Linked DNA regions of Homo sapiens: region 1 is linked to region 2. Evidence: read pairs that join two places in POLR2A ChIA-PET (ENCODE). Cell type or tissue: MCF 10A. All regions are shown on one strand. Each heading gives the region's core, and the rest is flanking DNA. Links, peaks and the distances in the headings are about the cores only. Region 1 has its middle 22 kb from the start of MRPL57. Region 2 overlaps LATS2 (large tumor suppressor kinase 2).

Evidence for each region. Peaks named below come from ENCODE experiments on the same cell type or tissue, not always from the same donor. Only the 100,000 strongest peaks of a DNase experiment are listed, where the experiment ranks them.
Region 1: POLR2A ChIA-PET joins it to region 2 with 6 read pairs; 2 of 35 experiments call an interaction of 5 or more read pairs at or near these places.

What each region holds. Positions count from the first base shown.
Region 1 is chr13:21,196,022-21,201,397 of GRCh38, forward strand. No RefSeq gene overlaps it. Among named protein-coding and RNA genes, the nearest start is that of MRPL57, 22 kb to the left of the region's middle. In MCF 10A, for the core only: no CTCF peak of the experiment used is centred there; no DNase peak of the experiment used is centred there.
Region 2 is chr13:20,991,677-20,997,052 of GRCh38, forward strand. All of the region lies in intron 2 of LATS2 (large tumor suppressor kinase 2), which reads right to left. Among named protein-coding and RNA genes, the nearest start is that of LINC00367, 45 kb to the left of the region's middle. In MCF 10A, for the core only: no CTCF peak of the experiment used is centred there; a DNase peak (open chromatin) is centred at 2,275.

The DNA of each region.
Region 1 (5,376 bases), core at 181-5,180, 200 kb after region 2:
GGCTTGGATTTATTTGTATTTATTTTGTCTGTGGTTCACCCAGGTTTTTAGATCTGAAGGTCTATGTCTTTTGTTAAATTTGGGGAATTTTCAGCCATATTTCTTTTTTTTTCTTTTCTTTTTTGAGACGGAGTCTCACTCTGTCGCCCAGGCTGGAGTGCAGGGGTGCTAGCTCAGCTCACTGCAACCTCTGCCTCCCTGGTTCAAGGGATTCTCCTGCCTCAGCCTACCGAGTAGCTGGGACTACAGGCACCCACCACCACGCCCTGCTGATTTTTGTATTTTTAGTACAGAAGGGGTTTCACCATATTGGCCAGGCTGGTCTCGAACTCCTGACCTTGTGATCTGCCCAACTCAGTCTCCCAAAGTATGAGCCACCACTTTCAACCATATTTCTTTAAATACTTCTTCAGCTCCCACTCTCTCTGCTTCTTCTCAAATTCCAGTGATGAGAATGTTAGATTTTTTGTTACAGTCCCACAGGTCCCTGGAGGCTATGTTCTCCAACCTCCAACCATCCCTAGCCACAGGTCTATTTTCTGCCATTTTTTTTTTTCTTTTTTTTGTGAGACAGAGTCTCATTCTATCTCCAGGCTGGAGTGCAGTGGCGTGAGCTCAGATCAGTGCAACCTCTGCCTCCCGGGTTCAAGTGATTCTCCTGCCTCAGCCTCCCAAGTAGCTGAGGCTACCAGTGGGTGCCACCACGCCCAGCTAATTTTTGTATTTTTAGTAGAGACGGTGTTTCACCATGTTGGCCAGGATGGTCTCCATCTCTTGACCTCGTGATCCACCCACCTGTGCCTCTCAAAGTGCTGGGATTACAGGCGTGAGCCACCGCGCCTGGTCTATTTTCTGCCATTTTTAAAATTTATTTTATTTTATTTTTTCTGAGACAGAGTCTCCCTGTGTCGCCCAGGCTGGAGTGCAATGGCATGATCTCAGCTCACTGCAACCTCTGCCTCCCAAGTTCAAGTGTTTCTCCTGCCTCAGCCTCCCGAGTAGCTGGGATTACAGGCACCCACCACTATGCCCAGCTAATTTTTATAGTTTTAGTAGAGACAGGCAGGGTTTCACCATGCTAGCCATGCTGGTCTCAAACTCCTGACCTCAGTTGATCCACCTACCTCGGCCTCCCAAAATGCTGGGATTACAGGGGTGAGCCACCCCACTCAGCCCTTTCTGTTGTTTAGACTAATTACTATTGTTCTGTCTTCAAGTTCATTGATTCTTTCTTCTGTTCCCTTCATTCTGTTGAGCCCATCCATTAAGTGTTTTTATTTTGGTTATTGTATTTTTAAGTTCTAAAATTTCCATTTGGTTCTTATGTGTCTGATTTCTTTGCTGAGATTTTCTCTTTTTCACCTGTTTCAAGAGTGTTTGTAATTGCTTATTGTAACATTTTTATGAAGGCTGCTTTAAAACCCTTGTGAGATAATTCCAACATCTGGGTTGGTGCCTCTTGTATTTTGTCATTCAAATGGACACTGTCCTGGTTCTTGTTATGATGATTTTTTATATTTTGGAGATTTTAGGTATAATGAGATCCTGGATCTTCTTTAAACCTTCAGTTTGAGCAGCCTCCTCTGAAACTACCCCTACAAAGGAAGCAGGGTGCTTCTTCACCTACAAAGGAGCACAGGTGTTTCTTCTCCTTCCCCGTCACCCCTTTTCAAATGTTACCACCCTTCATAGCATCAGATAGATTCCATCGCATGCACCTGCACACATCCAGAGGCGCATTCACAGAGCACTGCATGGAGCTACGTGCACCGATGGCTCGGGAGGCCCCCCTGCTGGTTTTGACTTATGATGTAGTTTTTGCCCTCGGGTGGAGGACACTTTGCAAAAGACACAGCCTCCATCCCTGCACACCCAGCCACCACCACAAGGCTGGGAGGGTGGGGAACAGGGGGTCCTCATTCTTTATTCATAGCCTCATGAACTTCAGGGAGCACAGGCAGCATTAACCCCAGGGGGGTTGCCCCTTCCTTCCTTCCTTCCTTCCTTCCTTCCTTCCTTCCTTCCTTCCTTCCTTCCTTCCTTCCTTCCACAAACATATTCAGAAAGTGTATTTCATGACTAGCACTGTGCCAGACACTGGAGATAATAAAGAAAAACAGCACTGGGCCTATAATTGGGAGTCTAGATATACGATATGGAAATGCAGCTGACAATGCAAGGAGCAAGAGGACTCGCACAGTGGTGCATGGCAGCTTGCTGTCATTTTCTGGGCACAGAAAGTGCGATGGAAGGGAATGAGAAGGGGAAAAAGGAAGGATGACAGGACGGAAGGAGGGAAAGAAGGAAGAGGAAAAAAGAAAGGACAGGAGAAAGGGAGGAAGTCTTCTGCCAAAAAATTAAAATCAAATTTTTGACATTCTTTTTGTTTGCCTTTTTTGAAACAAAATGACACTTGCCAGACACCAGCTTCCTGGCCCATGTCCTGGTCCTTGGTATCCAGATGACAGCAGTGTGATCCTGCTGTGAGTTCCTTCCGTGCCTTCTGATCTGAGTTCCTGAAAGCAGAGAGCCACTCAGGAACTGCTGTCTCTCAGGCCAGCTGGCTGGTGATGGGCTTTTGAAGACTCTGCTCTCTCTCCTGCTGGAAGAGCTCCCCAGGGGCCACCAGGAGCCAGGTGACCGCTCTCAGCCTCTGTGAGCTACTGGAGATCACCAGACCTTCCCACATCCCGGGCAGGTGCCAGGGCCTTTAAGGAGGCTTTCTGCTCTGCAGGGATGTTCTGTGGGCTCCAGTATTCTGGCGAGCATCAGCTTATTCTCGGCTTAGTCTTCTTGCTCTATAGCTCCTGCCTCTGTTTTGCTTCTTTTTGGTGATGCCCTGTTTCCACCTTATGAAGAGGGCCTGTAAAATCCAAGCTCTGCACAAACCCCCAGGGGTGGTTAGGGGCACTGGAGAAGGGCTGTGTGTCGACCACTTGGTTGGATTTTACATCCCTTGGACTTGAATACTTATAATTTAAATTTGAGTCTCTGTCAATGTAACTCTTACATATTTTCTTTTTTAAAATTCCTTTCCCCAAAGTCTAGGGTATATGTAAATATGTTCAGCATCATGAATCTGTTCTGAAATTTTCCTTTCTGCCAAGATTCTTACACAATTCATCTTCATAGATCAACAATAAATCCAAATTGGAGTTCCCTTTATTGCTTCCTCTTTTTGCTTTTCATTTTATAACTAATTCAATATTTATTTGGAAATATTGTGAAATATTTAAAATGTACACAAGGCATATAGAATAATTCAATGAACTACTGTGCATCCACCATCCAATGGAAAAAATAAAACATTATCAGTACATTGGAAGCCCTCTGGGTACCCAGTCCCAGGCTGCATATTGACCTCCCCACAGACAGATAAACACCACCATGAAATTAGGGTTTATAATCATCATACTTCATACCTTTAGTACATATGCTTGTATCTCTAGTATGCAGTGTATTAAGTGGTTCTTGCATTGATATAAAGAGATACGTGAGACTGGATAATTTATAAGAAAAGCAGGTTAATTGGCTCATGGTTCTGCAGGCTATACAGGAAGCACAGTGTCAACATCTGCTTCTGGGGAGGCCTCGGGAAGCTTACAATCATGGCAGCAGACAAAGGGGGAGCAAGAGTGGCAGGGGAGATGCCACACTTTTTAAACAACCAGATCTCATGAGAACTCACTCACTAGCCTGAGAACAGCATCAAACCATGAGGGATCTATCCCCATGACCAAAACACCTCCCAACAGGCCCCACCTCCAGCACTGGGGAGTACATTTCAACAAGAGATTTCAGTGGGGACAAATATCCAAACAATATCATTCAGCCCCTGCCCCCTCCCCCCACAAATCTCATGTCCTTCTTACATTGCAAAATATAATCAGGGCTTCTCAATTGTCCCCCAAAATCTTAACTCATTCCAGTATTAACTCAAAAGTCCCAAGTCCAAAGTCTCATCTAGAATGAGTTCCTTTCACCTACAAACCTATAAAATCAAAACAAGTTATTTACGTCCAAGATACAATGAGGGTACAGACATTGGGTAAATACTCCCAACCCAAAAGGGAGAAATCAGACAAAAGAAAGGAGCTACAGGCCCCATGCAGGTTCAGAACCTACCAGGGCAGTCACTAAGTCTTAAATCTTCAAAATAATCTCTTTTGACTACATGTCCCACATTCTGGGCACATGGTGTGCTGGGTGGTCTCCCAAGGCCTTGAGGAGCTTTGACCCTGTGGCTTTGCTGGGTTCAGGCCCTGAAGCTGCTCTCACAGCTTATTGAGTGCCTGCCACTTTTCCATGTGCAGGATGCAAGCTGCTGGTGTATCTACCATTCTGGGATCTGAAGGATGGTGACCCCCCTTCTCACAGCTCCACTAGGCAGTGTCCCAGTGGGGACTCTGTGTGGCGGCTCCAATCCCACAATTCCCCTCTGCACTGCCCTAGTAGAGTATCTCCATGAGGGCTCTGCCCCTGCAGTGGGCTTCTGCCTGAGCATTCAGGCTTTCCCATACACCCTCTGAAATCTAGGCAGAGGCTGCCAAGCCTCCTTTACTCTTGCAGTCTATGTCTGCAGGCTTAACATCACATGGAAGCTGCCAAGGCTTATGGCTTGCATTCTCCAAAGTGGCAGCCCAAGCTGTACCTGGGGTCCTCTGAGCTGAGACTGAAGCTGGGGTGGCCTGAATGTGAGAAGCAGTGTACTGAGGCTGCACAGAGCAGAGGGACCCTGGACCTGGCCCACAAAGCCATTCAGTCCTCCTGGGCCTCTGGGCCTGTGATGGGGGGAGCTGCCTCAGAGACTTCTGAAAAGCCCTAGAGGCCTTTTTCCTATTGTCTTGGATATTAGCACTTGGATCTCTTTTAGTTATGCAAATGTCTCTAGCAAGTGGTTTCTCCACAGCCTGCTTGAGTTCCTCCCCTGAAAAGAGACTTTTCTTTTGTACCATACATTCAGGTGGCAAATTTTCCAAATTTTTATTCTTTGTTTCCCTAAGTTCCAACTTTAGGGCATTTCTTTGCTCCCACATCTGAGCATAGTTCTTTAGAAGCAACGAGGTCACATCTTGAATGCTTTGCTGCTTAGAAATTTCTTCTGCCACATACTCAAAATTATCACTCTTAAGTTCAAACTTCCACAGATCCCTGGGGCATGGACATAATGCAGCCAAGTTCTTTGTTAAGGCATAACACTCATGACCTTTGCTCCAGTTCCCAATAAGTTCCTCACTTCCATCTCAGACCTCAGCAGCCTGGACTTCACTGCCTATATCACTATCAGCATTTTGGTCACAGTCATTTACCCAGTTTCTAAGAAGCTGCAAATTTTCCCTCATCTTCCTGTCTTCTTCTGAGTCCTCCAAACTCTTC
Region 2 (5,376 bases), core at 84-5,083:
ACTTAAATTCTGCTTCTCCTCAGAAAACTTTTGTGGTTGGACTGGTGAGTTCAGGATGAACCTAAAACTAGAAACATTTAAGGGGAAGAACTGTGGGAGTCAGGGAACCTGGCTTTAACCTCAGCTCACCTCCAGGCTAACTCTGGGACTAGGAAACCTGTCCCCAGGGAGAGGGTGCAGCTGCCGAAGAGTCATATATTACACGCCTACTGTTTACAATGCCCCATGCTGGCTATAGCAGCGGAGGACTGGCCCTTAGAGATCTGACTCGTAGAAGAAAGAAAGGAGACAAAACAGGGGCCCATGGAGCCACACCGGTCCAGGACAGGTAGCTCAAACTGCTTGTGGGAAGAACACAGGGACTGGTGGCCACCACGGGAGAGGGCAGGTAAAATGGATGAGGGCCACAGGAGAAAGCCTCCTTCCACCCGAAAGATGAGGTGGTGGCATGGCTAGCTGTTCCAGACTTTGGGCAGGTGGAGAGCCCTGGGAGAGAAAAGGCATTCCTGGCAGATGGGACAGCCAGAGCAGAAGCCTGGGGAAAGATGGGCCCATGGCAGCAGCACGCAAGGGTAGGTGGAGATGGGGGGATGGACCCACAGATGGGGGCCAGGCTCTCCAGGGTTTTGCTCCTGTCTGCAGGCATTCGAGGAAGCTTTCAAACTGGGACATACGGCATCAGCAGGTCAGGCTGGGGGCGGCTGTGGGTGCAGAGCTGGAGGCACTCAGATGGGGGAGACAGAATAGGCAGGAGGGTACCGAAGAGATGCAGCCCAGTGGCGCGGGGCGGTGAGGCTCTGATGAAGGCGCCCCCTTCACCTTTCAGGACAGCTCCGCAGAGCTGTAGGCAAACAGGGAGGGTGAGCAGAGAGAAAAGAACACCGTTGAGGCTGGCTGTGGGACAAGGGCAAAAACAGGCAAAGGCCACAAAAAGGGCTTCAGCAGAAGAAGAAAGGCTGAGCACTCTGAAGGTCAACGAGGAGGGCAACCAGGCAGGAGGAAACTGAAAATGTAGAACGGGGAGCTCCGGAAAGGAGTCCACAGTTACCCAGACAGCAGAGAAGAAAGGGGTGGAGATGGCTGGGCGTGGTGGCTCACGCCTGTAATCCCAGCACTTTGGGAGGCCGAGGCAGGTGGATCAAGAGGTCAAGAGATCGAGACCATCCTGGCCAACATGGTGAAATCCCGTCTCTGCTAAAAATACAAAAATTAGCTGGGTATGGTGGTGTGTGCCTGTAGTTCCAGCTACTCAGGAGGCTGAGGCAGGTGAATTGCTTGAAACCTGGGAGGTGGAGGCTGCAGTGAGCCGAGATCACGCCACTGCACTCCAGCCTGGCGACAAAGTGTGACTCCATCTCCAAAAAAAAAAAAAAAAAAAAAAAAAATGGGGGGGTGGAGATACAGAAAGACCCCGGACAGTGGGGGAGGCCGTGCAGGGCTGCTCTGCAGCAGGAAGCCTGGCCATGGTCACAGAGCCACTCCGCAGAGAGAGATGCAGCACTGAGTGTCCCCCACCTCTGGATAGGGCATTGTGGTGCCCATGATCTGAATCGCACTCAGCTGTGTGTCTGTGGTTCCCTTAGGACAAGAAGAACCTGGCAGGGCCTGAATCCATGTTACTCATGGTTGCTTCTGCCCCCTTAACACAGTGCCTAGAACAAATTAAGCACTTATTGTCCATATATGATGGTCTAATACTGAATCAAGCTTTCCAGTCCTGGCCATATGCCAGCAGAATGGCAGCACAAAAAACACAGGCTGTAAACTGTGTTCTTAGCAATGCAGGCGTGGGCATGGCAAGATGGCAGGGACAGGCAAGGGGCTGCAGAGGAGCACGAGGTGGAAGGCCTGGGGAGGTGCCGCCACATGGGCAGGCCATGTTGCCTGCCCATGTGGGACATGGGACATGAAGTGACAGATTGGAAAATGGTAATAAGAACAGACCTGTTTGTTAAAGTGGCGCCTGGACTACCAGAAAGGGCAAGTGTTTACAACCTGGAAGAGTTGCAGAGAGAAGGCAGCGGTGGTTCAGAAGGGAAGTGCTTCCTGACCCCACCTGGGACAGGAGATAAGACTCCCACCACCGCCTACTTCGGGAGCTATGCGATGAGATCACGTCTACGAAGACTCAACAGCTTGGAGGAAGACACGATATAAGACCACATCTTTGTGGGATCACCCTGGAGCTTTTGGCGCCCATTAAAAAAATGTGCCAATTGGGGCTGACTCTAACCACAAGCCTTTCCATCAGCACTAACCGTTCAATTGCTTCATCTGAAACGTGACCAACGCTCTGTCTCCTGCAGGGTGAATCACCAGCCTGTGCTCATTAACCCAGTACCTGTTGACTGCCAAGGAAGGGACAGCTCCAGGACAGACTAGGTCAATGTGGATGTTCTCAAATTCCCTCCCTGTTTATGGAGCACCCACTACTCAAGATGTGTATGTTTATTGTGCATCAAATCTAGGAACTCAGAAAAATCAGCAAGGAGACCACAAGTGAAGACTCATGTTCAGAAGGGAGTTTCAAGTCCTAAAAGTGAACCGTACTCATGAGCCGGCTTGTTTATAAATAAACCCTTCAAATAACCCATGTCCTTTGAGGCTTGCCCTTGTTATCTGTCCATCAACCCTTCTTTAGCAAGTAAGTACTTCCTATCTGTACATTAAATCTCAGAAGATGCTACTGTACATATACATAGAGCTATGTTTTAAACACTGAAGGAAATGGGAATCCACTTCTAAATCCATCAGAAATACATGGCCTCTGGGCACAAAGTACATGCAGAGTCACAGAGTGAAGACAAGTGCACAGTCGGGGGAATGGCAAGAGGTCGGAGCCAGGATGCGGGAGGAGTGTGTCAGAGAGATGCAGCTGAAGCCTGGCCGAGGAGCTTGGCCACTCACCTTCCTTTCTTAAGCATGTATGGAGACCAAGCTGGATGTGGTGGCTCATGCCTATAATCCCAACACTTTGGGAGACTGAGGCAGGAAGACTGCTTGAGCCCGGGAGTTTGAGGCCAGACTGGGCAACACAGTGAGACCCCGTCTCTACACAAAAATAGCTGGGTGTTGATGGCGCATGCCTGTAATCCCAGCTACTGAAGAGGTTGAGGCAGGAGGATTGCTTGAGTCCAGGAAGTAGGGCAGGCTGGGCAACAAAGTAAGAATGTGTCTCAAAAAAAAAAAAATAGAATAAAATATTTTTTAAAAGAAGAATGTATAAAGATCATCATTTAAGGGTCCTTATCTAGAATCGTAGGTGGCTATTCCAAAAGATGGCAGGATGGCGCAGTGGTACAGGGCGCAGATAGGGAGGCCACACACCTAGGTTCACCCCTCCCCTCTGCTGCTTAGCAGCTGTGTAACTTTCAGCAAATCATTTCCTTACTTTGAGTGCCCGTTTCCTCATCTGGGAAATAAGGCTAATAGGTTGCTCTAGGGATGAAAGGAGATGTCATGCTTGGGCATCAGCATCACTTAAGGGTTAGCTGTTACAGTTCACAAAGGTATCTTATGTGTTTCTGGGAAAAAAAAACATAAAAACTGTAATTGTAGATTTTATGCATGTTTGATATTTAATGGCTCTAATGTTTTACTGTGTATTCTTCTTACAATAATTATACAAAGAAATGTAATGAGTTCTTTTCCCCAAGCCTCAATAGACACCTCCAGTCTCTTCCAGCTTACCTCAGGCTGCTGTGTAAACATTATCCACGTCTATGCATGCCAAGATGTGGAAAGGGTGAGCAGCCCTGCCCCAAAGCAAGAGTTCAGCTGCAAGCCAACTGAAGGCGAGGACAGTTCAGGTATGTGTTCTGGTGTCTAGCGTGTAGAAAGAGATCAGCAGATATCTGTTCAATGAATGATTGAGTGAGTGACTGAGTTAGACTGTGACATAGGATAGATGAAAGGAAGAAAGAGCTGCAAGCAGGGAGTAAGAAGATACTGTCTGTTCCACTGGGCAGGCTGCCCTGGTGTGTGGAAGATGGAGATAAGGTACACAGCAGAGATGCACCAAGGCACAGGCTAAAGGGAATTTCAAATCAACATTATCAACAGCAGCAACTTCCAAGTTTTACTCCATTATCTAGTTTGCACACGTGCCATTCTTCAGGACAGCCTCTTCTACAGAAGTTCACAAAATCTTAATGCTCTTTGAATGTGTGTATCATGCACTATTTACCAATTACTAATTATTTACAGAGTAATGTGGTAGGCTAACAAGACTTTGATGACTTTGTGTCAGTCACCTAGCCACGTGCAACAAGAAAATCCCTCACACACTAAATTTTTCTCCTAAAACCCTCAAGAAAGCTTAATTTAGGAAAGCTTAATTTAGGATTGGGCTAATGTCTCATAGAAAAAGGATGCTAATCCATTGAAGTTGGTTACCACGCCCATAAATTAAGCCTTCTCTTCTAGACAGATCTCAATGCTGGAGTTGAAGCCATCATATGAGCACCAGATTTGGCACAAGATACCTGCAGTGTTCAACACTTCCTTCATCAGTGACCACTCCATGCCACCTGCTGCAAGAGTAAGATGACTCAACATGTGCAAAACCCAATCTCCTGCCTCTAACTTACCAGTTCTCTCAGGGCTCCCAACCTTGGAAGCATCTTGACTTTGAGATTTCATTCACATCTCACATCCAGTCCAGAAGCATTTTTTTTCTACCTACATTAGAGTGGTAGAAGATTTTTTTTTTTTTTTTTTTGAGACAGAGGCTCGTTCTGTCCCCCAGGGTGGAGTACAGTGGCGTAATATTGGCTCACTGAAATTTCATCTCCCAGATTCAAACAATTCTCCTGCCTCAGCTTCCCGAATAGCTGGGATTACATGCATGAACCACCACCATACCTGGCTAATTTTTGTATTTTTAGTAGAGGTGGCGTTTTGCCATGTTGGCCAGGCTGGTCTCGAACTCCTGACCTCAGGTGATCCACCTGCCTCAGCTTCCCAAGGTGCTGGGATTATAGGTGTGAGCCACCGTGCCTGGGCTGATAGAAGATTCTGGATACTTTGAAGGCAGAACTGATACTATTATTCACACTCCATATCAAATTCAGCAAAACCTGACATGGCATAAACTCTATGCCTCACAGTTTGGGGAGCCACAATGGTTACAAAATAAGAGTCTGACGGGCTCTTACCTGGAGCCCTTATCTGCTACCCTCTGGGCTATTCTTGCAGATTCATAAATATTAAATGAAAAATTATTTTGTCAGATTGGCTGTAGAATAGAAGCTAGTAGGGCTAAATACTATGGCACAAAGGACAGACACCCCGAGGGGCCTGGCAGCCTCGTCTCTTCTGGAGAGCGGTGACATGCACTGCAGTGGGCTAGTCTCAGCTTGGGGTGGTGGCCCTGGA